Regions from separate parts of the Homo sapiens genome. Here regions 2, 3 and 4 are each linked to region 1. Evidence: chromatin loops called from intact Hi-C (ENCODE). Cell type or tissue: endothelial cell of umbilical vein. All regions are shown on one strand. Links, peaks and the distances in the headings refer to the core of each region. The heading gives the core; the rest is flanking DNA.

Region 1 (7,554 bases), core at 1-5,000:
CTGTCAGCTCTCGGAATAGGGACAGTCCTTACTGGTGCCCCAAGGTGGGACTTGGAGAATATTTTGCTTGGCATATGTTTGGTCTGAATGGTGTAGTTGCTGGTTCCCTAGAGAGGAAAAGGTGGCAGGCCCAGCTTTGCTGGGAAATGGCTCTTAATTTCCAGTTGAAACCCTAGTAGAATTGTGAATGAAAACCTCAAGGTTGAGCCCCTCTGCCAAGCAGCAGAGCTAGTAGAAGGGGATGCAGGGGCAAAGCACTCAGTTGCCAAGCAAGGAGGAGAGATGTACGTGGGCTGTGTGGCAGTCCCCACACCCTGCCCTGGCTTCTTCAGGTTATCGCACCACTATGGAATCCTTTGCAGAATGGTACTCATATAATGGTTTAAAACAACACATTCATAATTGACTCTGTGCAGGATGTCACTCAATCAGTTTGGGTTTGCTTTATTTTATTTTATATATATATTTTTTGGTATCCTGTACATTGCAGTGGGTGTGAAGATAGTATTTTAATATTTGTACAAAGTTTAATTTAATTTTAATTGTTCTATGTATATAACTGCATTTCTAAATAATTAAAAAAAAGTTCTTATGAAGGCAATTCTGGGAGATGTGATCCTTCCTGAAAGTTTTTGCAGAAACCTTAGATTGAAAGAGCATATGTGGGCAGGAGGTCATGGAAGGATGAGGCACTAGCTCTGTAGGGAGGGTGCCTGGCAAGAGGTGGAGGAGCCAGGATGGAGAGCACTTTGGGAGGCCAAGGCAGTTGGATCACTTGAGACTAGGAGTTTGAGATCAGCCTGGCCAACATAGCAAAAGTCCATCTCTACTAAAAATACAAAAATTAGCTGGGCGCGGTGGTGCATGCTTGTAATCCCATCTACTTGGGAGGCTGAGGCCGGAGAATCGCTTGAACCCAGAAGACGGAGGTTGCAGCCAGCTGAGATTGCACCATTGTACTCCAGCCTGGGCGACAGAGCGAGACTGTCTCAAAAAATAAATAAATAAAGAAGTCTTGGCCAGGCGCGGTGGCTCACGCCTGTAATCCCAACACTTTGGGAGGCCGAGACAGGCGGACCACGAGGTCAGGAGATGGAGACCATCCTGGCTAACACGGTGAAACCCTGTCTCTACTAAAAATACAGAAAAAAAAAAAAAAAAACCCCGGCATGGTGGCAGGTGCCTGTAGTCCCAGCTACTCAGGAGGCTGAGGCGGGAGAATGGCGTGAACCCAGGATGCGGAGCTTGCAGTGAGTCGAGATCGCACCACTGCACTCCAGCCTGGGCAACAGAGCAAGACTCTTGTCTCAAAAAAAAAAAAACAAAACACAGGAGTCTTGACCACCAAATCTTCAGTATGGTGGGGTGCGGGTGCTTGGGCAAGGGAGGGACAACAGCAAAGGGAGGTTCAAACCGGGCAGAAAGCCACCACAGCTTCAGTGTGGCAAGGAGCACATTTGAAATGAGCTCACAAAAGGAAGGCTTTGGATTATATTCCTGGAAAGGGCAGATGTCTTGGAGCAGACGGGAAGAGAGAAGGAACTGTGGTGATGGCTCCCAAAACACCAAGGGTTTCAGGAAGAAGGCAGTGAGGTCCAAGTTAAAATAAGGGAAGCATTCTATTTATCTGGGGAAACTATGGCAACAGTAGGCATTGCCGGCAGTTCAGTGGGCAGGAGCAGTGAGGAGGGCAGGAACACAGGGAGAAATGGTGGGAATGCATTCAGGGAAGCCAAAAGCAAAAGATAGCTGGCAGCATGCCAGGATTCATGTTGATGCAAGCCAGCGTCTACTGAGTGCTTCCGTATGTACCAGGCGCCCTTCTAGGCTCTTGGCCTGCAGTAACTCCAGATCTGGCAGCTGCACCAGGGGGTGGGCATTCTGATTAACCCTGACTTTGCAGGTGAAGAAACAGGCTCAAAATAGTGTAGCGAAGCTTTATTATAAAGTCACACAGCTCTGAAATGATGGAAATTGGGACTCAAACATGATTGTCTCACAGCCCAGTGTCTTAATATCTGCCTCAAAGAACACTGCCCACAGCATGCAGGCTTCTTTATGTTGCAAGAACAGAAAACCCCACTGGCTTAAGCCACAATGCGCAGCTGATTCAACACCCAGCACCCCACTTCCAGGCTAATTCTACCAAGACCTGGCTTGAATGACATCATTTTCTTTCTCAGAAACTCTTCATGAGTCTTGCTTTATTGTTTAGAGCAGGAAAGAAAATAAACCACAAACCCTCAGTAGTCATTTGTTTCAAATGCCCAGTTTTACAGACGAGGGCACTGATGTGCATGGCTGTACTCTGATTTGATCAAGACCACATGGCTAGTTGGTGGCAGAGCTGGGCTGAAATTCTAAGCCCCTAGTCCAGGTCCAGTGTGTGTCCCTGTCCCACCATCTTCAGCAAGTCCACTCTCTTCTGCTTGGCTTTGGAGCCCAGCCCCATCCTGTTCTCCAACACAACTTCCCTCTGCATCCTGAACACCTATGACTCACTGCGCTAGAGTCACCGTGGCTCCCTTGGCCCTGAATGCTGCTCCTGGAGAGGTTGGAAGGAAGAGCGACACCTGAGGACAAACTCCTGTATTAGTCCATTCTCATGCTGCTATGAAGAAATAACATGAGACTGGGTAATTTATGAAGAAAAGAAGTTTAATTAACTCATGGTTCTGCGTGGTTGGGGAAGCCTCAGGAAACTCACAATCATGAGGGAAGGCTCCTCTTCACAGGGTAGCAGGAGAGAGAATGAGTGCCAAGCGAAGGGGGAAGACCCTTATAAAACCATCACATCGGCCAGGCACAGTGGCTCATGTCTGTAATCCCAGCACTTTGGGAGGCCGAGGGGGATGGATTACCTGAGGTCAGGAGTTCGAGACAAGCCTGGCCAACATGGTGAAACCCCATCTCTACTAAAAATACAAAAATTAGCCAGGCCTGGTGGCTTATGCCTGTAATCCCAGCTACTTGGGAGGCTGAGGCATAAGGATCGCTTGAACCCGGGAGGCAGAGGTTGCAGTGAGCTGAGATTGCGCTACTGCACTCCAGCCTGGGCAATAGAGCGAGATTCAGTCTCAAACAAACAAAAAACAAAAACAAACCATCACATCTTGTGAGAATTCACGATCATGAGAACAGCATGGGGGAAACTGTCCCCATGATTCAATTACCTCCACCTGGTCCCGCCCTTGATATGTGGGGATTATTACAATTCAAGGTGAGATTTGGATGGGGACACAGAGTCAAACCATATCACCTCCTGAGGCAGCCTAGGTGTCTGGGGGAAGTTCTGAGAAGCTCTTCACTCCTTTCCTAGTTCCTTCAGATCAGGGCTGGGCAGGAGGCAAGGAAAAGAGCCCCAGTATGAATAGGGAATACTTCCCAGAGTTCAAGACCTGGGGCAGCACTTTATTTTCCTTCCTGTCTTGATCTCAACCTGAGGCTGTGGCCCATCTGCAGCCTAGACTATGGAGAGGAGACTAGGGAAGGAAGAGAGCTGCCTTGTTTATCACCTGCTTCCACCTCACTGGGTGACAGGCGGCCTCTTTCCCCTGCATTGGAAGTGGCAGGAGAGGAGGGAGCTCAGAGGCAAGGGTAGTGAGACTCTGGCTGGCCAGAGGCACTGCTGCTGAATCCCCCACTCTGGTAGTGGGAAGGCCCGGCTGAAAGGAGACTCCTTCTTTTCTCCACAGGCCTTGGAATGAGAAGAAGGGATCACAGGGAGATTCTGAGTGGCCCAGTCCATGGTAGAAGCTGGCTGGTCTGCCTTCCCAGCAGCGGCCCAGGGTGGGGGAAATGGCACTGTCCCAACCTTGCCCACTCAAGTGATCCCAGAAGCCAAGCTGCATACAGAGTGGGTCTCACGGTCTGTCTTCAAGATGAGAGGCGACAGCAGCAAATGCAGTTGTGCCCCAATAGGGACTTTGGTCTGGTGGGGAGCACGTGGGGGAGTGTTGGCTCCACAGGACATTTACCACACAGCTTCCCTTTCCCCAACCTTCCGTGATGTTTGCTGAGCACCTAATAGGTTCCCGGGACTGGGTAAGGTGCTTTAAAGATACTATTTTAGGCCAGGAGAAATGGCTCATGGCTGCAATCCCAGCACTTTGGGAGGTCGAGGTGGGAGGGATCACTTGAGGCCAAGAGTTTGAGACCAGCCTGGGCAACAGAGCAAGATCCTATCTCTTCAAAAAATTTTAAAAATTAGCCGGGTGAGGTGGTTTGCACCTGTAGTCCCAGGTACTCAGGAGGCTGAGGTGGGAGGACTGCTTGAGCCCAGGAGGTTGAGGCTGCAGTGAGCTATGATTGCTTCACTGCACTCCAGCCTGGGCAACAGAGTGAGACCCTGTCTCCAAAACAAAGAAACAAAAAAGAGACAGAGAGAGAGAGGTGTTATTTTAATCAATCAACTCAGCCAGTCTTGCAAGGCAGATGTCATTACCCTTTTTACAGGTGAGGACAGTAAGGCTCAGAGAGATTCAAGTACAGTCCAAGACCACATAGGTCATGCATCCTCAGCTGAGTTGCGGTTTGAATTCAGGTGTGCCACTCCTGGCCTCTTCACCTCACGCTGCTCACTTGCTCACCTCTTCTACTCCCCAGCTTTTCTCCCTGGGTTCTTGATCACCTGACCCCTTCACACCTACTATCCTGCCCAAGAATCCCTCTCAGCAATGTCCAAAACCAGGACACCAAGCCATTTAGCAAAATGCAGTCCCAGATGCTCAGCAGTCTCAGCAGTCAGGATGGGTTCTGGGTCCCTGGAAAGATCAGGCAAGGCCAGGAGACCCAGGCAGCCCCTGTCTCCTCCCTGGGCCTTGCTTCTGAAAGGTGAGGAGAATGCTCTGTATTCTCAGGTCTTCCCACTTCTCCTTGGGACTAGAGCTGGGGGCACTTGCCAGGCTTTTCTCTTTCTGTTACTGAAAAGGGAATTTCATCAGCTGTGAACCTGGGGTGAGACATGACACATTCCCAAGTTGAGCCTAGGTTCATCCTCCAAGCTGCCTGGTGATGAAGGAGCATTACCGGGCTTGGGGACCATCCAATCCCACACCCAAGAGGCAAACAGCTGCTCGGCATTTCCTGTGACGCTCCAGTGCCCCTAGAAAAGGAAATTTCACAAGCTAGGAATGTCCTGAGCAGGCTGTCTGGGACAGTATACACTGTTCTGAACCTGGGGGAGTAGATGATTCTATGGTTCTTCCTGCAGAGGTTTTGGCAAGCATGGACTTCCCCATAGCAGAGTTTTCTGTGGGAGTAAGTAGCCCTGCCTGCAGCAAAGGCAGCCTATTGCAGATGAAGCGTGTCAGCAGGGCTCAGCGTCTGAAGGGACTGGGGTATGCGACAAGACTATGGCTCAACACAAATGCACCCAGCGTGGGGGCTGCCCTGGCTTCTGGGGTTGGCCTCTTGAGGGCCTTGAGCAGCTGGGGTCCAGAGACTTTTAGGGACTTTTGGTGCTGTAGCCTCTCTCTGGGACGGCCATTCCCCATTCCTGCTGCAATCCTCATTCACTGACTTGTTTGCTAATTCATTCAACAAACTTTTATTTATTTATTCATTCATTTTGAGGACTTTACACAAAGCCTAGTGTTAGGTTCTAGGAACATAGTGATGAACAAGAGCCAGTCTTTGCCCTTAAAGAGTTTGTAGACCAATAGGGGAGAAAGAGATTAAACAGCTATCTAAAACTTAAGGCACAACTTAAAATTGAAAGAAACAAAGAAGCAAAAAACAAACCTATAATGATACACCCTGAAAAGTGCTTGGTAGTGATGAGAAAGGAGCTAATTTCTTTAGGGTATGAACAAAGATTCCCCGGAAAGGTGCCACTCGCATTGGGTCTAAATTGTTGTGTTTCGATATTATTCGTAGAGAAGTAAGTAAATGAGGGGCTGTGGGATGGGAAGAAGAGGACTTTTCAGGCTGTAGAGACCCATAGAAGCAAATGTACAAGCATCTTTTTTTTTTTTTTAAGACAGAGTCTTGCTGTGTTGCCAGGCTGGAGTGCAGTGGTGTGATCTCGGCTCACTGCAACCTCTGCCTCCCAGGATCAAGGAATTCTCGTGCTTTGGCCTCTCGAGTAGCTGGGACCACAGGCACCCACCACCACACCCAGCTAATTTTCTGTGTTTTTTTTGGTAGAGATGGGACTTCACCATGTTGCCCAGGCTGGTCTTGAACTCCTGAGCCTAAGCGATCTGCCCACCTCGGCCTCCCAAAGTGCTGGGATTACAGGTATGAGCCACTGCGCCCGGCCAAGTGTACCAACATCTAAAACATGAACCACATGAAACTGTCATTTTTGCAGGTTGAAAAAAAGTTCAGATATGGGCAATTTTAACCTAACATATAATTGTCTTAAGATCTGCTCAAATTAGGGATGCCTTTCTTCTCTGAGTTAGACTGCTACATTTTAATTATTTTAATCACAAGAAGGAAATTCCAGGACACCCAAAGTGTCCAAAGTCTTCTTGTCCTGGAGCCTATGCCCCACAATAACAGAGCACTGAGCATAGCTGACTCTTTGGTTACCATGAGCCAGCTCCTGCCGGCTGACTGCAGGAGGCGTTTTGAGAAATCACATGAGCCGTTCAAGTCTCCAGGACAGCACCAATGCACTTGTTCTTCCAGGTGGACAACAGAAGGACACCCACAACTCATAACTAAGTTCCTGCCAGCAACAGCCAGGCAGCTATTCCAATGCAGACGTGTTTTGACCCTTTTTATTGTTTTCCATAGGGCAGAAAATGAGAGACAGAAGTTACACCCATTTACAACATTCTCTCCTTGTTAACTTTTTCTATTTTTTATTAGAAACATTCAAAAAACGTGCTATTTTATGATAAGAGTAATACATATTAAAACATCAGAAATAATATTTTTTCACCTCAGGTTGGGAAAAGAAAAGGCTTAAAGGTATCTAGTAGGAGTGTAAATTGGTACATTGTCTATGGAGGGCAATTCGGCCCACAACCATCAAAATTACAACATAGGGCTAGGCGCAGTAGCTCATGCCTGTAATCCCAGCACTTTGGGAGGCCAAGAAGGGCAGATCACCGGAGGTCAGGAGTTTGAGACCAGCCTGGCCAATATGGTGAAACCCCATCTTCACTAAAAATAAAAAAAATTAGCCAGGTGTAGTGGCGCATGCCTGTAATCCCAGCTACTTGGGAGGCTGAGGCAGGAGAATCACTTGAACTTGGGAGGCGGAGGTTGTAGTGAGTTGAGATTGCGCTACTGCACTCCAGCCTGGGCGACAGAGAGAGACTCAGTCTCGAAAAAAAAATTACAATGTAGTTCCTTATCTTCCTCCCTTACTGAACTCATTCAGTCCTAAAGACAGTAAGTGAGGGCACACAAGAGAGTTACACATTCAGAAAGAGGGAACGACCCCAACCAAAACAAACAGAATGAACCCTACAATGCCAGATTGGAATTGGAGATATTGATGTGAACTTGTGGTTTTCTATATACATAATTGATATATAAATAAATATAGAAGTATTGTGGGTTTGCTGTTATACACACAGTCACACTCATGCACACACA
Region 2 (7,604 bases), core at 802-5,801, 110 kb before region 1:
GTGATCCACCCACCTCAGCCTTCCAAAGTGCTGGGATTATAGGCGTGAGCCACTGCGCCCGGCCCAAAGTCATTTTTTCTTGTTACTACTGGGGGCTGCTGCCGACATCACATGGGTAGAGGCCAAGGGTGCTGTTAAACATCCTACAAGGTACAAGACAGCCCATACAAATGCTTATCCCACACAATACTGCTGCAGTTGAGAAACCCTGCTCCAGCGACTGTGTAAGTGTGGTCTTTGGACAAACAGCACAGCATCCCTGGTAGGTTGTTTGAAATGAAGACTTTCAGGCTCCACTTCAGAGCTACCGTGTTTTAACAAGGTCCCTGGGTGATTCATGTGCACATAAAAGTTTGAGAAGCACTGAGCTAGGGGATGCACATCCCTAATGATATGTTTCAGAAGTGAGGGGAGCCCTTTCCTGCCCCTTCACTCTTACCACGTTAAGTCAGCCCTGCAGAGACCTAAGGACCAGGCTGTTCCTGCTACTTCCCTCACTCTCTGGCTCATCTCTTAGGGCTGTCCCAGGTGCAAGGAGACTGTGAGTATTGTCCCACAGCACCTCAGCCCTGGAACTCACTTTTATTTTGAATTTGTACCTCTGCCAAGCAGTGTGCAGAGCAGGAGAGCAGGCTGGTGTTAGACCTGGGAACTTTAAAGCTCGGGCCTGTCTCTTAGCTTACCCCTGGCCTCCTGCTGCAGTGGGCCTAAGGACTCTGCCAAGTGTCTCCATGAATGAGGGAATGGCCCTTGGGCATGCCACTGCTCTTGTAGCATAGACCTTTGAATATGCTACTCCTTCCACCCAGAAAGCCCTTTCCCACTTTATCTGCCTTGCACTGAGTCTTTGGAACTCTTCTGCCCCTTCTGGAAGCTTTTAGTTGTCCTGAGTTCCCGTAGCTATCAGGAGACAGACCTGTGAGATGGCCTGAAGCCCCAGGGTCTGCAGAGACCTGGTAGGAAAACTAAATGAAGGTCAGGTGGGGGCTGTGGCAAACACAGGTCTCCTGACCATACACATGCAGGACTGATGTTTACAAAGCGATGGATTTTTCAAGAGAAGCAGGAAATTTGGACTTTTTAATGCATGAAATCTTCTCATCTTCAAATACTGGCAACTAAATAAAAAATGAAAGCAATGGCTAGGCACGGTGGCTCACGCCTGTAATCCCAGCATTTTGGGAGGCCAAGGCAGGTGGATCACCTGAGATCAGGAGTTCAAGACCAGTCTGGCCAACATGGCGAAACCCTGTCTCTACTAAAAATACAAAAATTAGCTGGGTGTTGTGGCGAGCGCCTGTAATCACAGCTACTTGGGAGGCTGAGGCAGAAGAATCGCTTGAACCCGGGAGGCAGAGGTTGCAGTGAGCCGCGATCGTGCCACTGCACTCCAGCCTGGGCGAAAGAGCAAGACTCCATCTCTAATAATAATAATAATAATAATAATAATAATATAATAATAATAATAAATGAAAGCAAACCACAAAGTAGATCAAACCCCTCTGCCGGGGGCTGGAGCCTGAGAGACACTTTGCTACCTCTGGGCTATGTAAACACTATCACACTGTGTTATTACTTGTGGACACGTTTATCTCCCTACTCAGAAACTTGAGGGCAGGAGCTGGACAAAGCAATCCTCAGCACAGACTGCTTTGTGAGCGAATGAATGAATGAATCAATGAATAGCACTGCTACTTGGTGTAAGTACTGTTCATCCAGTAGGTTTAAAGCCATGGTTCTTTATGGGCAGTGTCAACCCTAGAGGCTGTTTGGACATCTGTGGGAGTGTTTTTGGTTGTTATGACGATGAAGGCACCATTGGCATTTAGTGGGTAGGGCCCAGGATGATACAAATAATATCAAGCACTTATTTTGTGCTCGTGTGTGCCAACTGCTGTTTTGAGCACTTCATTGAAGTGAATTCATTTCATTTTCACAACAGCCTTATGAAGCAGGTACTGCTGTCACTCCCATTTCACAGACAAGGGGGCATAGTCAGTCTGCAATAGATAGCCCTACACAGCATAGAACCATCCTGTGTGCCTATACAAAGTCATAGACTCTTGTATGCCTTCCACTAGATGTTTCTATAGGGAAAACAAATAAATAAACAAACAAAAAACCCTGTTATAATGATCAGAATACAACTACAGGGGCTGGGCGTGGTGGCTCACACCTGTAATCCCAGCACTTTGGGAGGCTGAGGCGAGCAGATCACTTGAGGTCAGGAGTTTGAGACCAGCCTGGCTAACATGGCAAAACCCTGTCTCTACTAAAAATACAAAAATTAGCCGGTTGTGGTGGCAGGTACCTGTAATCCCAGCTACTTGGGAAGCTGAGGCAGGAGAATTGCTTGAACTTAGGAGGCAGGGGTTGCAGTGAGCCGAGATGGCACCACTGCACTCCAGCCTGGGCAACAGAGTGAGGCTCCGTCTCAGAAAAAAAAAAAAAAAAAGAAAGAAAAAGAATACAACTACAGGAAAAATGTGCTTTATTTTTCAGCATTTTACCAAGAGCTGAACATATCAGAACATAATAGCGACATTGTTGAAGGCATTTGCATCACTAAAATCACACACCTACATCTGTCTGCATTTGTAATTGCTATGAATTGACTCTAGGTGCAAGCGGCCTTTTCTTTTTTATATTACAGTTAGGGCATTGTATTGATTGATTGTTTTTTTTTAAGTAAACTTTTTATTGAATAACTACATACTTCAAAAAAGTGGACAAATCTTATGAGTACACCTCTATGAATTTTTGCAAAATGAACACACCTTCATAACCAGAACACTCTCAATACCCTGGAAGTCCAACTCATGGTGCCACCCAGTCACAACTCCTCTAGGTAACTACTCTCCTTACTTCTAACACCTTAAATTAATTTTGCCTACCTTTGAACTTGATATAATGGAAACATACATGCATGCTTTTTTCATGTCTGACTTCTTTCAGCCAAAATCGTATTTGTGAGATTCATCCATGTTGTTGTGTGAATTGGAAGTTTGTTCATTTTCTTTTTTTTTTTGAGACAGAGTCTCACTGTCTCCCAGGCTGGAGTGCAGTGGCGCGATCTCGTCTCCCTGCCACCTCCGCCTCCCAGGTTCAAGCGATTCTCCTGCCACAGCCTCCCGAGTAGCTGGGACTACAGGCATCCGCCACCATGCCCCGCTAATTTTTGAATTTTTAGTAGAGACGGGGTCTCACTATGTTGACCAGGCTGGTCTCAAACTCCTAACCTCAAGTGATCTGCCCGCCTTGGCCTCTCAGAATGCTGGGATTACAGGCATGAGCCACTGTGCCCACCGTGCCTGGCAGAAGTTTGTTCGTTTTCATCATGTGGACATACCATATCCATTTGTGTTGTTTCTAGTGTCTGGCCATTATGAATAATGATGCTGTGAACATTCTTGTACGTGTCTTTTGGTGAACCTATGCATGCATTTATTTTTTGCAATTATGTGTGTAGGCAGATTATGCTATGATTTTCATTTCATGGTAGTGGAATGGGGGATGTCATAAAATACTATCCAAAGGGGGCATAGGTTCTAAGGGGATGGTTGAGACCCTCCTGTTGGAAGCAGATGCTTCTGTCCATCGTCCATTTGTCCCACAAGGATTGTCCCAGCTGTCCTGTGCTCTGTGCTGGGAAATGCCATGATGGTACTCTGTGGAGGGAGACTCTGGTTGAGCGTCTTGACCTAAGGTTGGAGGGCAGAGGCTGCATTCTTAATCCCACCACTAGAGGCTGGGCATTCACAAGGGACTGAGGACCAGCAGCCCCCTTCTTCCAGGCAGGCTTCCTCTCAGGTTCCTGTCCCTCCATCTCCCTTGGTAACTGGAGAACATACTCTATTGGGGGATATGGAAAGTAAGAAATCTTTATGGTGCATCTAGGTGGAGTGCATCTCAAATAGAACCGACACACTTTTTTTTTTTTTCAGACAGAGTTTCGCTCTTCGCCCAGGCTGGAGTGCAATGGCATGATCTCGGCTCACTGCAAACTCCGCCTCCCAGGTTCAACCCATTCTCCTGCCTCAGCCTCCCAAGTAGCTGGAATTACAGGCATGTGCTACCATGCCCGGCCAATTTTGTATTTTTAGCAGAGATGGGGTTTCTCCATATTGGTCAGGCTGGTCTTGAACTCCCGACCTCAGGTGATCCGCCCGCCTTGGCCTCCCAAAGTGCTGGGATTACAGGCATGAGCCACTGCACCCAGCTGGAACCGACACACTTTTGAGGCATCAAACATTTCTCACCTGGCCTCAGAACTCACCTTCCCTGTAAAATGGAGACTATGGGGTCTGGCTGCCTCCTAGAGATACTCCACATGTGCCCTGCACCCACTAACCCTGCTGGCTCTGCTGGTGAGCTCAGCTAGCCCTGGGTTCACCTCCTCCACTACTGCTACAGACCCTGGTGCTGGAAGCTTTCAGTTTTCCAGATGTAAATGTTTCACATTTCAATTGTAAATGTTTAGCAACTTGTTCTATAGGTGGGAGCTGATTTATATTTAGTAATTTCTGTGGTGTAAATACTTCCACTGTATCTGATTTCAAACTATCAATGTGATGTCACTGAATGTGGAGTTGAGAAGAGATGAGAAGTGGCATAATATGATGTAGTACTTCATAAGAGATGTAAATAAACTTGAAAGCATAGATAAGAGTATAATGTAAGAGAAGGGAGGCAGAAAAAGTAAAAAAATACAATGTAGTAAAATAATTAATAATTAGGAAGTGGTAACTTGAGTATTTATTACTTTAACAACTATAATTTAATTTTACATATATATAATTTAATTTTTTTAATTTTTAATTTTTTTGGTTTTTTTTGAGACAGAGTCTTGCTCTGTCACCTAAGCTGGAGTGTAGTGGCACAATCACAGCTTACTTTAGTCCTGACCTCCCGAGCTCAAATAATCCTCCCACCTCAGCCTCCTGAGTAGCTGGGACCACAGGCGTGTGCCACCATGCCTGGCTAATTTTTGTATTTTTTGTAAAGAGGTCTCACTCTGTTGCCCAGGCTGGTCTCAAACTTCTGAGCTCAAGTGATCCTCCTGCTTTGGCCTCCCAAAGTGCTGGGATTACAGGCGTGAGCCACTGCTACTGGCCATAATTTAATTTTTAACAAAGGCTGTGTTTAACAACTAGCTTACAAAAATCTTGAACATTTTAGAATTGATTCTTGACAGTTTGAGCACTCTTCAGCACACCACTGCAGGTAACCTGCTCTGGTCCCCCTTTAAAAATCACATTTGGTTTTTACAGTGCAAATTACAGCTGTATTCCCTAAGAAGCAGGACATGCTACTAGTAACTGTGGCCTTGGCCTCATCTTTAAACTTTATGTACCTCAGTTTCCTCATATGCAAAATGAAGATAATAGTATTAATACCTATTTCAGAGGCTATTGCAAGGATTAAATAAAATCATGTATGTGGAGCCACTAGCAAAGTATCTGGCAGACAGTACATATTTAATGTATTGGAGCTTTTTTCAGGGGATTCATTGACATGCCTGGGGGCAAAGCTGCACCTTGGGGTCCATCATCAGCACCTTCAAAATACCCTGATTTTGGAGGTATCAAAATACCCTGATTTTGAAGGTCCCTGGCCAGCCAAAAGAGGGACTGACCCTACTGATCCAGCCAACAAGTCCTGGAGCCAAGAACCTTCTGAGGTGTTGTGTCTGCCAGAGCTTCACAGCCCTATCCCTGCCTCCCCAGACAGTCTGAAGGAGGGAGCAACTCCATTCCTCTATGCACTGGCAGCTCAGAGCTAGCAAGGCCAATCATATAGCTCTGTCTTCTCACCATTAAATCACATGAAAATGAACCATCAGGGAGGGAATACAGTGTCCAATGACCAGGAGCTGTGTGTGTGTGTAGGTGTGTGTGTGTGTATATGTGTGTGTGTGTGTGTGTGTGTGTGTATGTGGGAGGGGTTTGTGGGCTGGCTCTGTCTAGAAAGGCCTCAGGCCCTAGGCTATCCCCAGTCCCTTCCTTCCTCCCTGCAGATTGTCTCCTAGAGTCACTGCCCAGCCCTTGGGCAAAGGGCAAGCAGCAGGTCATCAGGCTGGTTGGCACCAGGGGTGGGGGGGATCTGATATTCATTCATCTTCCACTGGGATACCATCTGGAGACATAGCAGGTGGATGCTCCCTTTCTACCTTGGCTTTTCCTTGTGTGAAAAATGGGGCCAACACTTTTACCAGTTAACCTGACCTGTATTAGGGAAAGAATGTTGTCAAAGACATGCTTCAGAAAAGCAGGTGGGGCTGGGTTGCCCTCTTATATGTATCTGCTAATTGGGCAGCCTCAAGTGCACATTTTCTAAGGCTAGGGTCAGAGTTGGGGTGGATAGGGAATCATAGCTGCTGCTGTGAATAGCCCAGATCTAAGCCCTGAACTCTGACCTCTACAAAGCTCCCTCCGACCAGTGGCCTGCAGGGATTGCGTCACCAAGCCTGGCTCTCACAGGCTCCTGACAAGCTGCAAGAAGGGTTGCCCCTGGTGATGGTGCAGGCTCACAAATTCAGATAACCTCCTGAGCCTAGATCTTCCTCCTCTGGAGTGGGAGTTGCTTCTCAGCTCCTGTTGGCCTAGCCCTGTACAGCCCACCCATTTTGGACTCTGACATTCTGCGGTGAGGGTGGCCTCACCTTCCACCTCCTCTGGGGTCAAATGGGTTTACCTTCACAGGGCTTTGAAAGCTGCCCAAGGAATCTTGAATCAAAACATGAAACTCATGCTAATTTCTATATGAGATCAGACAAGCTAGCAACCTTTCAGTGCCTCAACTTCCTTATAGGTAAAATTGGGGACAATAATGTCTCTTCGTTTTATGGGGATGTTGTAAAAAACTAGCTGGTATGCAAAAAAGCACTTTTTTAAAAAGCAAGAGATATATGAGGACAATTTCAATCTTTATTTGCTATTTTTATTAGGGGTGGGAGGAAGCACATGGTTTATTTGGGAAAGTGTGACCTTTGGAACAGACAAACAAGAATGAATTCTGCTTTTGCAACATACATACTTATGTGGTTTTGATATGTCAAAAAAAAAAATCTCTCTAAGCCTTGCTTGTAAAATGGTGTTAATGATAATTAACTTGGAGGACTGTTGCCAAAATTAGAGGTTACACGTATCAAGTCCCTACCAAGCACCTGACATACAGTAGGTGCTTTGTAAATAGTAGCTGTCATTACTACTATTGTATGTAATAACCATAGCAACTGAGATTCCATGTACTTATTCTGAACCTTTTCTCTCACTTTCAGAGAGCCAAACTCCTCTGTCCTGCCCTGCAAGCAGTAAAGGCACACACTCCTTGTTATATTCCTGGGAGATGAAAGGAATACTGTGCCTCCTGACTCTTATCATAGGAGTGACTACCTCATCCTGATTGGCCCAGGACTGTCCTAATTTTGGCACTGGAAGTCCCATGTGCCAGGAATCCCCTTAGTCCCAGGCAAACTGGGATGGCTGGCTATTCTACTCACCACCAACTGGGACTAATCTAACCCCCATGCCATATTCCAGCACCTAGATTTAGAGCAGAATATTAAGATTTGTGCTGGAAATTGGCCAGGTGTGGTGACTCAC
Region 3 (7,604 bases), core at 1,260-6,259, 65 kb before region 1:
GAAACCCTGTCTCTACTGAAAATACAAAAATTAGTCGGGCTTGGTGGCGCACACCTGTACTTCTAGCTAATCGGGTGGCTGAGGCGTGAGAATCACTTGAACCCGAGAGGCAGAGGTTGCCGTGAGCCGAGATTGCGCCACTGCACCCCAGCCTGAGCGACAGAGCATCTCAGGAAAAAAAAAATAAAGAATCAGGATATCAGGATTTGGAACCAGAGAAGCTCTTCAAGTAGAGATCGTCTGGTCCAGCCCTGCATTTTCAGATGATGATGACAATAATAATGATAGATGGTGATGAATATAATAGTAACTACTATTTTTGATGACTTACTAAGTCACAGGCACTATGCTATGTACTTTATATATATTTCCCCATATAATACTTAAAATATCCCTGTGAGATAGGCATTATTAAGTACCATTTTATAGAAAGGAAATAGAGGTCCGGAAAGCTTGGATAACTACATTGAGGTAAAGAGAATGCTGAAGTAGCTATCACGCAGAGAGATGAAGCAGCCTCCTTGTTCAAGGTCAAGTTTTCCAGTTAAAGGAGAAACACAAGTAGAATCCAAGTCTCTTGACCTTGAGCTCAGTTGAGCACCTATTTTTTGTTTTGACCTGAGAACTCACTTTCTCTGGTCATTTTTGTCTTATTTCTCACTATCCTTTTAATTTCAGTAAAATTGAATGAAATAGAGGGAAGGATGGTTTAGAGTTGGGGTTTTTGGTGAGTTTTTAAAGTTTATTTTTAAATAGGCAGCTTTCCCAGACTGACTGGGAATGTAGCAGAAGGCCTGAGAACCAGGAAGTGACACAGACCTGTTTATACCATCCCACTCCCAGGCCTTTGGAAAACGATCCACAGAGATGGTAAAAAGTAAACATAACTGCATCAGCCAGCTCTCTAGGGTTTGCTATTTTTGACCTGGAGGAGGTGTTTCCTGCATAGCTGTAAGTACTCGGAATACCAAAATTTAGCTCCTAAACATTCTTTGAGTGAAGGTATATAGACAGACAGACATTTTTTGTTACCAGACAGCAGCATTCAGTGACTGTAGGCAGACAAAATTAAGTTTTTTTTCCCTCCTCTCTCTGCCATCCTTTTGGTGAGTTGTTCTTCCATTTCTTTATCTTTCTTTGTAAGTAGCACTGTGCATGCAAAACACTGTCCTGGGAGCTCTAAATTTGTGCATGGGTTCAAGGTCCAACTCAAAGCTTTCTCTTTCACTTCTCCCTACTCCCATCAGAAGTCTTTGTTCCTGTGTCCTCTGTGTTCTCATAGCACTTTTTAAAAAACCTTCTTTGGGGCCCTAGTAACAATTTGACAGTGTTATATAGATAAACATAATTCCTCTCACGTAAGTTGTGAATTCCTTGAGAGTAAGAATTGAACTGTGCCCCAATTCATCTCTATGATCACCCAAGCCTTGCATAGAAGACAGCCAGTAAATATTAGCTGAATTGCAGTATAGTCATTGGAGACACAGAGCCCTAAGAAGTCAGCTTTAGCAAATCGGCTTCCCGGACTTTATTTGCCAACTGGGTATTGAAGCCTGTTCCACTCAGCCCTGATGGGAACCAAGCAGAGAGATGTGATGACACATGAGATATATCTCTAGGGTCTAGGAACCAATTACAGTCGCCTCTGCCAAGCATCTGTTTTGCTACCTGGCCAAAATTTCAGGATTTATATAATCTTTTCCCTCTTGTTTTATACATGCTGTTATTTTGCCATTTTGTATTTTTCTATACAAATTATATCTTGTGAGTTTATCTTTTTTTCTCATTCACTCGAGAAGTATTGTTGAGCACTTGGGGGCAGAGAATTGGTGGTCTCTGCAGGAGTTTATTACCTGCGGAAATGCAGCATACAAAAGTTAAATAACTGTGAGTGGCCTTCGGGGAGGGATATGATTGACTGTCCTATTCCTGGTCCAGGCAGGGATGCTGAGGGTTTGGAAGAGCCTTCCATGCCTTTGGGCTGAACTGAGAAATTCTCCCCAAACTAAGATGGGAACTAAGCTTGACCTTTTATTTGGAAAACAAAAGAGCAGGGAGCCCTATTAGGGAAGCAGGAGGAGGAAAGACTTCCAGGCCTCTTGAATTCCATTTATCTGTAAAATGGGGCTAATTCCACCTATTTAATGAGGTAATGAGTGTGTGTATGTGTATATTCCCTTAGTCTGCCAGAAACTAATATTATTTTAGGATAGTCACAAACAATAGCTGTTTAATTTGGAGGGGAGGTAGTGCTAAGTGCTTTAAAAAATTTTTAGAATTTGATGGGAAAGAATGTGGGAGGCTCACTTGTTTAACCTGTTGGCTGTTCTCTTGTCTAAACTAACATTGTGTTTTGAGCCTAGTCTCAGGCAGTGTTTCCAAACCAGCTGAAACAGTGCCCTTTGGGGAGTCTAGTGGGGGTCAGTCACGGCCTGTTAGAACAGGAAGGGGCTTAGCCAGCATGAATTTGAGCACCCACTGTTTCATACATCGTCCTACATGTCTCACGTTTGTCTTAATTTCACTGCACAGCAACCCAATGAGGTGGGTATCATTTATCCAGTTTACAGACGGCGACTGTACCTAGACCACCCAATTGCCCTAGACCACCCAATTGATAGTATCTGCCATAATTTTTCCATGATACTGGCCTCCCTGAGAGATACATAGTTCAAGTGTTCTGTTTTACTGATGAGAAAACAGGCATGGAAGCAAAGTGCTTGTCCAAGGTTGGCCCCTCAGTCATGTTGAAGCTGGGTTTGGAGAAGGGGTTTCCTACCTTCAGGTCAGGAACTTACGACAGGCTTTGTTCCTGCTCACAGGCACTTTGCCTCCTCCCCCCTCTTTTTCTGTCTGGTCTTATTTGTTCTCTCTTGCCTTCTCTCTTGCATCTTTTCTCCCTTTCTCCCTGGGCCCCTGTATCTCTGCAGTGTGCAGAGGCTGGGTTTTGTTGTTGTTGTTGTTGTTGTTAAGATGTGTTATTTTTTGAAAGCATTTTAGGAACACTGTGTACGGATAGTCCATACAAATGTGCTGATGGATTGATTAAACCCTAAAGGGAAAGTGGACTGTCCTGGGTTTGCTGCAATGCAGAGGGATATGGATGGTAGGGATCCGTCTTGGGAAGATGTAGGGGAATGTGCTGCTCAGTCAGAACAATGAGGATAGAGTTAATGTTGCTTCCTTCCAGTCAGAGCCTGTGTTGACTTACTTTTTAGAGGAAATACTTTTGGGCCCCTCCTATTCCCTAGAAGACATTCCAGTTTTCTTACAGCTGAAAGGTCCTTTGGGGATCATCCAGGTTCACCCCTGAGACAGAAAGACTCACTGACTTGCCTGAGGCCAAACCGCTTTTCAGTGGCTAGGACCTAGGCTGTCCCTCCTGTCCTGTGATCAGGTCCCTGCTGCAGTCATCCTGCTGTTAGGTGCTAGAGACTTGTTAAAGAGAAGACTTAGGTGGGGTGGTAGTGTGTCTGCTGGCTTTCCTGTTGTCTGAAGTTGGGGAAAGCGTGTTGCCCAGATGATGTGAGCAATTCTGGGGGTGGAAGACAAGGGCGCAGGGAATATCAAAGCAATTCAAAAAAACCTCTGACACTGTGTAATGGCTTAGGTGGCTTAAGAGGAAAGCTGAGGGTAATGTTTGTGATTTGGAGGCTGTGTGATTTTAACAGGAGTTTGATGTTTGCCTTTTCAAGTAGGAGCTGGAGATTAAAGGAAATGGATAAGTTAATATTCTGGCCTGAAAGGATGTCAGAGTCCGGTAAAATATGTGGCTGTCGAAGCACTCAAGTGTTAGTGGCAAAAAGGAAAGGGGAAGATATAGAAGTTAGTAGGACTGGAAGAATCCATTGATCCACAATGGGAGAAGATAGAAGGCATCTATAAATAACTGAATTTTGGGGGGTAGGAGGCATTAAGGTCCAATAAGTGTTTAGATATGTTTTGATACTGTAGCCTGGCCATTTCAGGGTGAGTAGGAGTACAGAGGGGAGATGTTGCAGGGAAGAAAGAGAGGTTAAGGAAGGGCCTGGGCAGCTTTGGCTGTATTAGTCATTTCTCTTACTTATCACACCCCTCTGGGGAACTTTGGACTTCAAAGTGTTAGGACTTGTTATCATTACAACCTGAAATGTAATTAGCGGGTTAATTTCTGTTCATGTTTCTGGAACTGTTCTTTGTCCTTTCTCATCATGTGGCAGGATCAAGGTTGGTGAACATAGTTAATTAAAGGAATAAACTCTGTTGTTCTGGACTCTCACCACTACTACCATTATCCTCTGTCTAGATTAGTCTGAGGCAAGAAAAGGATTTATGTTGGTTTTATCATCCCAGTTCCCTCTCTTAACTAATGGACAGAGGAGCCATGGTTTAGGAAAAAATTTGTTCTAAAAATTACATGTAGAGGTCGAGACAGGCAGATCACTTGAGGTCAGGAGTTAGAGACCAGCTTGATTGACATGGCAAAACCCTGTCTCTACTAAAAATACAAAAATTAGCCAGTCATGGTGGCGTGCGCCTGTAGTCCCAGCTACTCAGGAGGCTGAGGCACGAGAATCACTTGAAGCCAGGAGGCAAAGGCTGCCGTGACCCAAGATTGTGCCACTCCCACTGCACTCCAGCCTGGGCAACAGAGTGAGACTCTGTCTCGGAAAAAATAAATAAATAAATAAATAAAAATAAAAATTACATGTAAACGGAGTCTGACTTTACCCACGCAGCACCTGGGAGCCACGCTTGACTGAATCAGACCCCTCTTGCCTTTAGGAGAAGTGTTTGATAGTGTTTGATAGTGTGAGATGACCTTGCACCTTCAGCAGGACTATGGCATTCTCAGCAGGGGTGGGCCCCAGGCACGTGGACTGAGGAGATCTGGGCCCTGGCTGTTTCCTGGCTGGCCCTAGCTGCTGCTGCTGTTGCCTCCCAAGGCCAGAGCCATTTTTGAAGGTGACTCCAGGGCACCTTTAAACTTATTAGCAGGCTCTTGGGTTAACTTGGAAGCATCTGTGGCAACAACAAGCAAGTAAACCATGTGAACTTTGGGCTTGTGTTGCAGGCCCTTACCAGAAGCCCACCGTGCGTGTCATCATTTCTCAGCCCTCTGCTGTCTTGGCTTCTGGCTAAGACAATAAACATAAGCCCCAGGTGTTTCTAGTTTACAAAGCATTTCCTCATATTTTGTTCCTTTTGAGCCTCAACAGAGTCTACGGAGATAGTCAAAGCAAGTAACAGCCCCATTTTACAAATGAGGAAACAGGGGCAGAGATGAAGTAAGTGACTTCCTCAAGGTCAGAGCTGTGGCTTGAGGGCAGTTTTCTTCCTCATTGGAGGAACTTACGGACAGGAAGTGAGTGTCCACGACATCACATTCAGTAGGGCAGTCACCCAGCTGTTGATATTCTAGGTTTACAGAGGTGGGAGAGGCTGCCCTTTTGGGGCTGACGGTCGAGCTGAGGCCTCCTGCTACCACCAGGTGTTGGGGCAGCAGCACTAGTTCCCAAGAAATAAAATCAGAACGGTGACTCTCCTTACCTGTGTTTTGAAGAGGAAAGCCGGCTATTGGGGTAAGAGATGGATTACAGCAAGAGAAGGGTAGAAGCGGTGAAGAATTCTGTGGCCTTAGAGCCTTTTTCAGATGTGGAAACAGAAGGCAGAGAGCCTTCATGACCAGCTCCCTGGCTGGTGGCGGAGGTGGGACTGAGTCATTGAGGCCCTCTCCTCTGTCTCAGCTCTAAGTTCAGATGTGATATTCCTTGTGAGGATGGCCGAGTGCTAGTTTTGAACTTGATGCTTAGTTCTAGGTTCCTCTTCAGTGATAATTTTTTTTAATTAGGAGGAGTAGTCACTAACATGCCAAAGGAATACTGAAGTGAAATGGATTCTTTTTGTTTAAACAAAGTTTTAGCCTCAGTATTTCTCTAGGGATAATGAATACCTAGTGAAACTTTTTTTTTTTTTTTTTTTTGCTTGGTGTACTAAAGCCACAATCCAAGGACAAGTCTTGTTTTTTTAAATTCTATATTCAAGGCAGATTATTTCTTAAAATGATTAGATTTATACTGTGGCCCTTTCTCCACAGTAGCTGGGTTCTCCCATTCTGGGCAATACTTTGGAGATTTAGGGGTTAGCTTTCCTCTGTTTTATTTCTGAAGCAGTAACCCTTGGCCTAGCCTTACATATAAACACCCCACTGACTACCTTCTATTTATCTTTTCTTTGCAAAGCCCTCATTTCCATCACCCCGTCTGTTCTGCACCTGTCCCGTCTTAGGCTTCAGGATGGAATTGGTTCCTCGACTCAGGTAGCTGCTTAAGCAGTAAGGGAGGAGCCAGCTATTCCTGCAAAGCAAAACCAAAAACAAACAAAAAACCTAAAACTGATCAGGAACTCATACATGTACATCTTGTCTGCTCCATTTCCATACCGGCTCCTCCCCACAGTATTCATGATTTTGGCAGACCTTTGCTACCTGCCTGTCAGATGCCAGGCCTTGTGCTGGCTATTGAAGATTCCGAGTTGAGTAATTCACTGTCCCTGCCTTCAAGGAAGTCTCAGCCTGGTGTGGTGAGACAGATAAACAAATAGATACAATAACCTGTTAAAGGTACAGTCATAGCAGGGTAAGAAGGGGTCATTTCTACGTTGGAGGTGGGTGTGGTGTGAAGTGTCAGGAAAGAATTCCTCTAGATGACCCTTGTGCTGAGCCCCTAAAATGACTCTATTCCTGGTAGAGGGAGCAATTAGGTTTTTGGGATTTGTTTTAATGGCAGTTTGTTGAGAGAGGAGACAAGTGGTCTATAGGAAGGCCTTGCTACATTAACTTAACATTTTGTTTGAATAGATAATACATGTACAAAGTACAACACTCAATATAGTAAAAGGGAATATATGCAGTTAAAAATTTTTTTTCTCCTTCCCCGTTAACCACTCAGTTCCCCTCCCTGAAGGCGACCATTAGTTACCAATTTCTTTTTTTTTTTTTTTTTTGGTGTGTGTGTGTGTGTGTGTGTGAAACAGAGTCTCATTCTGTCACCCAGGCTGGAGTGCAGTGGCACAATATCGGCTCACCACAACCTCCGCCTCCTGGGTTCAAGCGATTCTCCTGCCTCAGCCTCCTGAGTAGCTGGGATTACAGGTGCCCGCCACCACACCTGGCTAATTTTTGTATATCTAGTAGAGACGGGGTTTCACCGTTTTGGCCAGGCTGGCCTTGAACTCCTCACCTTGTGATCCACCCGCCTCGGCCTCCCAAAGTGCTGGGATTATAGGCATGAGCCACTGTGCCCGGCAGTTACCAATTTCTTATGCTTTATTCCAGGTGAGTTTTTCCGTGCTTATAGGGGTGTGTGTGTGTGTCTGTCTTTCAAAAATACATGCATATACCCAGGTTATTTTTTTCACATACTAATTTTAGAAGTCATTCCATATTAGCACAGGTTGAATTGCCCTGTTCTTTTTAAACCTCTGTACGGTATTCCATTATATTGGGTGTACTATAACTTATTTAAGTATACTCCCCTTTCATGAACTTTTAGGTTACTTCAGTCTTTTGCCTTTACAAACAATACATGAATATCTTTCATATATGTCATTGCACATGTGATTTC
Region 4 (7,604 bases), core at 1,228-6,227, 50 kb before region 1:
GCCATGACATGTTAGGCCGTGTTAAACATCACACAATCACCTAAAACAATTTTAGAATAGCAGGGAAAACAGCCATCTGCATTTCTACATGACAGAAAGCCAGGCAGTTAGTTTTCATTGAAAATGGAAAGTGTTGAGAACTAGGTTCTCTGGGAGATGACTTGGCTTTAGCCTGTAGCAGAGAGATGTTGGCAGGTGGCCCTGGCTCACCTCATCTTGGAAGGACCCTCGAGTCAGAGAGAATGTACACTGAGTTGAGAGGAGAAAACAAATGGGAAACTAATGTGTATAGAGCATCACTTATGTGTCAGGCTCTGTTATCGTTCCATATAAAGCTCTCAGAACACCCCAGCTAGGCAGTTGTGCAACCATTTTATAAAGGAGAAACTGAACCAGAGACAGGTTCAATAACTTGTTCAGAAACTGATGATTTTAAGTGGTGAGGCTGGCTGGGATTTGTGCTCAGTATGTCTGACTCTTGCCTATGGTCTTTTCTGGGAGCCACGCTACCTGTGCTGAGTGACAGGCTTCACTGAGACCTGTTTTTTGTATTTCCTGTTTGAAGTGCTCAGATCAGCCTCCAGAAAATTATTCTGATGGAGGAAGAAAGAGATGATGTTTTCTCCTGATGGATAAAAAGGATACAAGAGTCATCTCTGGGTCACCATGTTTCCCACTATGGTTGTTTCTTTTTTTTTTTTTTTATTTGAGATGGAATCTCACTGTGTTGCCCAGGCTGGAGTACAGTGGCGCGATCTCGGCTCACTGCAAGCTCCACCTTCCAGGTTCACGCCATTCTTCTGCCTCAGTCTCCCGAGTAGCTGGTACCACAGGCGCCCGCCACCACGCCCAGCTAATGTTTTTGTATTTTTTGGTGGAGATGGGGTTTCACAGTGTTAGCCAGGATGGTCTCGATCTCCTGACCTCATGATCCTTCCACCTCGGCCTCCCAGAGTGCTGGGATTACAGGCATGAGCCACTGCGCCTGGCCCTCTGTGGTTGTTTCTGTTCTCATCTACAGTGGCTCTTGGTTGTTTGGTTCCAGTTTAGGCACAAGGTTTGCCAAGGTGGTTCTATTCTTGGAAAGGAACAATAGGGACGTAGTAAATAGTTTGCTAAATGAGGATATAGTTCCCAAAACATCCGCAAAGCATCTTCCTGTCAGCTGCAAACCCTGTTGATGAAAGTGATGTAATCTCTCCATGGTGTAATTACCTGTGACTATAAAAAAAACTTAGAGATTATGGTAGGAGGCTGGATGGGTCATTATAGTTCTCGATGAACCCTAGTGTCATGAAAAGGCATTGAGAAATTACCCTCTGCACACTAATTGTTGTGCCATGTTTAAAACATTGACAACACATGGTACCACCCTCGCACTGTAACTTTCTAATAAAAGAAACCCAGAGTCCACGTAACTGGGTCCCTATTGGGTTAAAGTCCTCATTAAACACAGATTCCATCTGCTGAGCAATGGTGCCCCACTACCCTGCTAACTTGCCAGCTTAGAGGTTATTCTTCTTACCTACCCGACTTTCTGCAAAAGAGAGGCACAGGATGCTAATAAAACAAAAATTAGGGTTAACACTCAGTCTTCAATGATTCTAGGTAGGTTTCCAGATGAACACCTCTCACCACTTCTTACCCACTGGAAGAGTGCAGTGCATCACTTGGGAGTGGGAGCCTGCAGAGGGTGTGAGGAGCCCTTCCAGGTGGCCTGTGCTGGTGTGCCTGGCTGCCTGGACTGGGATCAGATCAGGAGAGACCTTGGCCTGCCTCAGATTTAGCTTTGGGGCCCAGAGGGACAGAAACATTTAGAGATAACGTTTCCATGGTGCAATGTGAATGAGGAGTTCCCTGGCTGCTGACTTCTTTCCAGCCCTGTTCATCGACCTCATCTTCAGCTAATTTAACACATGAAAATCCGAATTCACTGAAAGATGAGGGTGTGACTATAACTTTTTTTTTCTGAGACAGGGTTTCACTCAGTTGCCCAGGTTGGAGTGCAGTGGCTCTGTCACAGCTCACCGCAACTTCTGCCTCCTGGGTTAAAGTGATCCTCCCGCCTCACCACCTTAGCCTCCTGAGTAGCTGGGACTATAGGCATGCATCACCACACCTGGCTAGTTTTTTAAAAATATTTTTGTAGAGATGGGTTTTGCTGGGTTTGCCCAGGCTGGTCTTGAACTCCTGGGCTCAAACGATCCACCCGCCTTGGCCTCCCAAAGTGCTGGGATTACAGGCATTAGCCACTGCACCTGACTGACTATAACTTTTTAAGAACAGGATTGTCCCTAGGATTTCTTCACATAGCTGTCTCTTATGAGGTGGAGTGGGATTCAATTCATGTACACCTCAAAATAGTAAATACCACCTGCAGCTCTCATGGAGCCACTGAGATCATGAGTATAACTGAGTATTATATCTAGGTACCATTATGCTTCAACTCTTCACCTTGTTTTTTGGAATGACTGCATAGTCTGATGAAAAGCATGTACTCTGGAGTCAGATTGTCTGGGTTGAATACTGCTTGCATTCCTTGCTGCTTGTGTTGCCTTGGATAATTTTTGTGACTTCACTGTCTGTATTTCACCAGAATGGGGATGATAATGTCTGCTTTATAAGATTGTAGTGAGGATCAAATAAGATAGTATATGTAAGGCATTTGGAACATTGCTCGGTACACAAATAAATATTCCCATATTGGAAGATCAGATCCTAGCACCAATTGATATCATTCCACACTTCTGGTTTTATGACACCACAGCTGCTTGGTTCAGACAGACTCAGGTTGGAACGTGCTCCCTGTTTCTTCCATATCTCTTGGATTCTGTTTGAATCAATTCAGTGCATACTGAGTAGAGTTAGATCCTTGATATTCGTGAGGTTTTCTGAGTCCCTAAATTCTCAAATAACACATGTTGGTTTCCCATACATGAAGACGAGTAGCAAAGAGTGGTAAATGCCCTTCTGAGATGTTGGTGCTGGAGTGAGATCAGCTAAGTGATCTCACTGTGAACTATTTGTTCTCTTCAGGGAGGCTACCCTGTTGGTATTTCAGAGCTGATATTCCTCAGGGATGCTATTTGTTAGGAACATTTGGAGTCAGTTTTGAAACTTTACATATTAAATATGAGAATGCCAAGGATCTGTTCTTTTAAAGACATTTTTTATTTCGTCAGCACAGTGATGTGATTGGAAGGTTGCATTTTACATGATTCCAAAACACAACTGGGAGAATATAACATTAGAATTAAAAAATAAGAAATATCTTTTTCCCATTTGGTAGTCCTTTTGCTTCCTCTTGCTTTTCGTAGCTATATTGGTATTTCTTCTTTTAGGAGCCCCTTTCTACCTAGATTTATTGGCATCCCTGGTGATGGAGATTTTTTTCTTGTTTAACTTCTTTGACTTATTAGCTTTGCCAGTAACCAGATCTTTTAAAGGAGAATTGTTTAGTCATCCAAAATTCTGGGAAGTAGTGCAGGGAAGGTAAACAGATTGTCTTCAAGATTTCTTGGCCAAGTTTTTTTTTTCATTCTTTTTAAATCACAAAAGTATTTTTGGTATTTCAGTGGGGAGGGGGCACAAAATGTGTTTCAGGAAGTTATGACCAAGTAAAAACAGGGCTATAAAATAATTCTGCTTCATCCTTTGTTATTCTGAGTAACAAGTGACACTCTATGAAATACAAAGGGCTTGATCAATTCTTCCCATGTAGTAGACACATGTCTCCTTGGGAGAGGGCGGGACCTTTGTGTTTATTGTCACTGGCTTGGCTTCTGATGATTCGGCCTTGTTGACCCTGGCTATGGTAAGAGGCACCAGAGAATGTCATTGGGATTGTTGCACACTAGACTATGACTGAGTGGGTATGAGGATCAGCCTGTCAGTGTTTCCTGAGCACTGGTCTAGGCACAGAGGGGTTTGGTGGCAGATAGGAGAAAAGTCTTGGATTTCTCTTTTTCCCTGTTGATCTCATTATGATCCAGAGGCTGGATTGCAAATGACCCAGTGGAGTCTTCAGCCAGTGCAGCCCCACTAAGGCTCCTTGATAACTGTGCATGGTTGCTCACAGTTTCTTTTTTTTTTTTTTTTTTTTTTTTGAGACGGAGTCTCGCTCTGTCGCCCAGGCTGGAGTGCAGTGGTGCAATCTCGGCTCACTGCAAGCTCCGCCTCCTGGGTTCACGCCATTCTCCTGTCTCAGCCTCCCGAGTAGCTGGGACTACAGACACCCGCCGCCACACCCAGCTAATTTTTTTTTTTTTGTATTTTTAGTAGAGACGGGGTTTCACCGTGTTAGCCAGGATGGTCTCCATCTCCTGACCTTGTGATCCGCCCGCCTCAGCCTCCCAAAGTGCTGGGACTACAGGTGTGAGCCACTGTGCCTGGCGGTTGCTCAGTTTCTGATTAGCGGCCCATGAAGTTAGCTGGAGCCCTTCAGTAGGCTGTGTGGCTCTCTGTTTTATACCTCTCACACACCTCTCTGAGCTTTGATATCTGTACACACTGCTTTCGGTTTTATTTCTTTGGTTTTGCTCTTTGTTTTTGATTCTTGTTCTTTGTTCTTGATTCCATATGTGTTTGCATATAAGCTCGTTGAACACAGAGACAAAATCCTTTTTATGTTGCTCCTTTGCTACAGCCAGGCCAGTGATCATCCCAGTAGATCCAACACACGCATTGTGGGAAAGGTACTCCATAGGTGGGTTTACCCCATAGGATGATCCAGAATCATGGCTTGTCCTCTGTGTGAGGAAAGCAGGAGCAAGTCCAGGGCCCAGTGAGCAGTAGCAGTGTGTGGGGGCTTCCCACTGAGTGATGGTTCCTCATAGTATTCTGTCCCCAGCCTTCTGGGGAGGAAGTGGAGGAGCACGTGAAAGTGTTTTCATGCCTCAGGGATGCAGGTGGTGGGGCTCTTCTGTGGAGAAAAGAGAGGGCCCAGGCAACCTGCCTAGAAGAGTACGTTGCAGAGTATGCTACCTTTAGCTTGGGTGAGGATTTCGAACCCAGTGTGGATCCTGTTAGGTGATGAAGAGTTATATAGTTTGAAAGTATATCCCCAGCTGGGTGCAGTGGCTCATGCCTGTAATCCCAGCACTTTGGGAGGCTGAGGCGGGTATATCATTTGAGGTCAGGAGTTTGAGACCAGCCCGGCCAACATGGTGAAACCCTGTCTCCACTAAAAACACAAAAATCAGCCGGGCGTGGTGATGCACACCTGTAATCCCAGCTACTTGGGAGGCTGAGGCAGGAAAATCGCTTGAACCTGGGAGGTGGAGGTTGCAGTGAGCCAAGATTGCATCACTGCACTCCAGCCTGGGCAATAAGAGCAAGAATTCGTCTCAAAAAAAAAAAAAGAAAAGGAAAAGAAAGAAAGTATACCCCTACCAAATCTCATGTTAAATTGTAATTGCCAGTGTTGAAGTTGGGGCTTGGTGGGAGGTGTTTGGATCATGGGAGCAGATTCCTCATGAATGGCTTGGGCGATCCCCTTGATGGTGAGCTCTCTGAGTTCACATGAGATCTGGTGGTTTAAAAATATGTAGCACCCCCTCCCCACCTCCACTTTCTCCCTTTCGTTCTCATTCTCACCATGTGATGTGCCTGTTCCCTCTTTGCCTTCCACCATGATTGAAAGCTTCTTGAGGCCTCCCCAGAAGCACATGCCACTATGCTTCCTGTACAGCTTGCAGAACCGTGAGCCAGTTAAAAAAAAAAATCTCTTTTTTAATGAATTACCCAGTCTCAAGTATTTTTTTTCTTTTCTTTTCTTTTTTTTTTTTTTTTTTTTGAGACAGAGTCTCGCTTTGTCGCCAGGCTGGAGTGCAGTGGCGCGATCTCGGCTCACTGCAACCTCCACCTCCCAGGTTCAAACGATTCTCCTGCCGCAGCCTCCCAAGTAGCTGGGATTACAGGCATGTGCCACCATGCCTGGCTAATTTTTGTATTTTTAATAGAGACGGAGTTTCACCATGTTGGCCAGGATGGTCTCGATCTCTTGACCTCGTGATCCACCTGCCTCGGCCTCCCAAAGTGCTGGGATTACAGGCCTGAGCCAGTGCTCCTGGCCTCAAGTATTTCTTTATAGCAGAGTAAGAATTGCCTAGTTCAAGGAGGGAGGAAAGGTACGCTTTCATTACCAGTGGGAAGTGAAGGAGGAATGTATATGGAAATCATGCTGGCTGTAAACATATCCTGACATTAGAGAGGGGCATGAGAGTGCCACTTGGGTGGGGTTTGGCTTCACTTTCTTGCCTACTGCCTTTGCAGCCACAGCTTCCTCTACCTCTACGTCTGTTTCTAAAGATCAAGGCTAAGGGACAACTCCTTCTCCCCTAAACATCTTCAAGCTTATTCTCACCTGGTTCTTCCTGTGGCTAGAATTCTACCTCCTGCCTTTTCCTCCCATACTTCTCTTTATCCTTCAAAGTCCAACTTAGCTTCTTCTGTGGAACATCACCCATCTCTCTTACCACTAGAATTAATAGGGTCTGAAGGAAGGAGAGTGGGCTTTGTGTGTGTTTATTGAATGGAATTAACAAGAGCTCCTAGTCGTAGTTCTTTCTCTTGGGAGGATGTCAGACAGGTTTTCCTAGGAGCAGGATTCCAACTCTTAGAATCTTGACTGACTTTGATTTGAAAGGATTGGCCAGCTTTTTATGACCTCTGGTAATTGCAGCTTTGGGGAACTTGAACCTTTTGTTCTGTACATCATGGTACATGAACGCTATAGACCTTGCTCCAAACCCTAATGACCCTGGGTTTTGGTAGGGTTGCTGTGGGGCAGATTGGGTTTTGTATTTTCATGAGTGTTAACTCCTTAAGCAAGTATGTGTTGACATAAGGTGGGCAGGAGCTATGTAATGCCACAGAGGGCTTTCTGGGGATGAGGTACTAGGCTGGATCTTGACAGAAGTTAATCATATGTAGTAAGCCTGTGAGAGGAGGGCAGCAGCAGCCAGGAACTGTGCTCTGCACTGGAGGAATGCAGAGTTATGGTTTAGCACTCTGATTTATTCCACAGGTACTCGTTGAATTCCTGCTGAATGCCAAGACTGTGCCAGCTACTGAAAATAGAACAATTCCATGTGATACATGCTATAATCAGGAAAGTACTGCACTACACAGGAATACTCATTAGGGGGTCTCCTGACTCAGCTTGAATTGGTCATGGAAGGCTTTTCTGAGGGAGAGAAGTCTACACTGAGATCTAAAGGCAAGTGAGTTAACGAGTATGGGGAGACAAGGTGGCATAGTCAGGTGAAGAAGGCAGTGCCTTGGGCCAGACACGCTGGTTTGAATCCTAGTTCTGCCAGTAGTGTGTAATTTTAAGCAAGTTTCTCGAACTCTACGTCCCTCAGTTCTTCATATCTGTAAAATTGGGATGATAACGTACATACCATATAGGGTTGTGGTGAAGATGAAATGTTGCTGTTATCATCATCGTTGTTAAAATGTGGCACTTGCCAGTGGCAGGTACAGCCCGCTGTTGCGGGGAGTCTGGAGGGAGGAGAGGAAGAGAGTATGGTGTCTGCTCTGCTCATCTCAGCACTTCCTTTCCTGGGAACTTCCCATGTCACTGTTGAAACTTTGGATGTCCA

Evidence for each region. Hi-C counts contacts between places; a loop is a spot of excess contacts. Peaks named below come from ENCODE experiments on the same cell type or tissue, not always from the same donor. Only the 100,000 strongest peaks of a DNase experiment are listed, where the experiment ranks them.
Region 2: a loop joins it to region 1, with 3 times the contacts of the local background. A loop is called at or near these places in 99 of 110 quality-filtered maps.
Region 3: a loop joins it to region 1, with 3 times the contacts of the local background. A loop is called at or near these places in 23 of 110 quality-filtered maps.
Region 4: it touches region 1 in a loop (3-fold over the local background); 36 of 110 quality-filtered maps call a loop at or near these places.

What each region holds. Positions count from the first base shown.
Region 1 is chr14:69,714,544-69,722,097 of GRCh38, forward strand. SUSD6 (sushi domain containing 6) reads left to right here. Exons shown (of 6, transcript NM_014734.4): 6 at 1-601. Among named protein-coding and RNA genes, the nearest start is that of SRSF5, 49 kb to the right of the region's middle. In endothelial cell of umbilical vein, for the core only: a CTCF peak has its summit at 2,578; DNase peaks (open chromatin) are centred at 1,728 and 2,308; H3K27ac peaks cover 2,581 bases.
Region 2 is chr14:69,600,018-69,607,621 of GRCh38, forward strand. No RefSeq gene overlaps it. Among named protein-coding and RNA genes, the nearest start is that of SUSD6, 7.8 kb to the right of the region's middle. In endothelial cell of umbilical vein, for the core only: a CTCF peak has its summit at 3,741; a DNase peak (open chromatin) is centred at 3,764.
Region 3 is chr14:69,647,806-69,655,409 of GRCh38, forward strand. The region is part of intron 1 of SUSD6 (sushi domain containing 6); the gene reads left to right. Among named protein-coding and RNA genes, the nearest start is that of SUSD6, 40 kb to the left of the region's middle. In endothelial cell of umbilical vein, for the core only: no CTCF peak of the experiment used is centred there; DNase peaks (open chromatin) are centred at 3,356 and 3,826; H3K27ac peaks cover 359 bases.
Region 4 is chr14:69,663,289-69,670,892 of GRCh38, forward strand. The region is part of intron 2 of SUSD6 (sushi domain containing 6); the gene reads left to right. Among named protein-coding and RNA genes, the nearest start is that of SUSD6, 55 kb to the left of the region's middle. RefSeq lists enhancers at 3,848-4,087, 4,518-4,637, 4,708-4,767. In endothelial cell of umbilical vein, for the core only: no CTCF peak of the experiment used is centred there; a DNase peak (open chromatin) is centred at 3,593.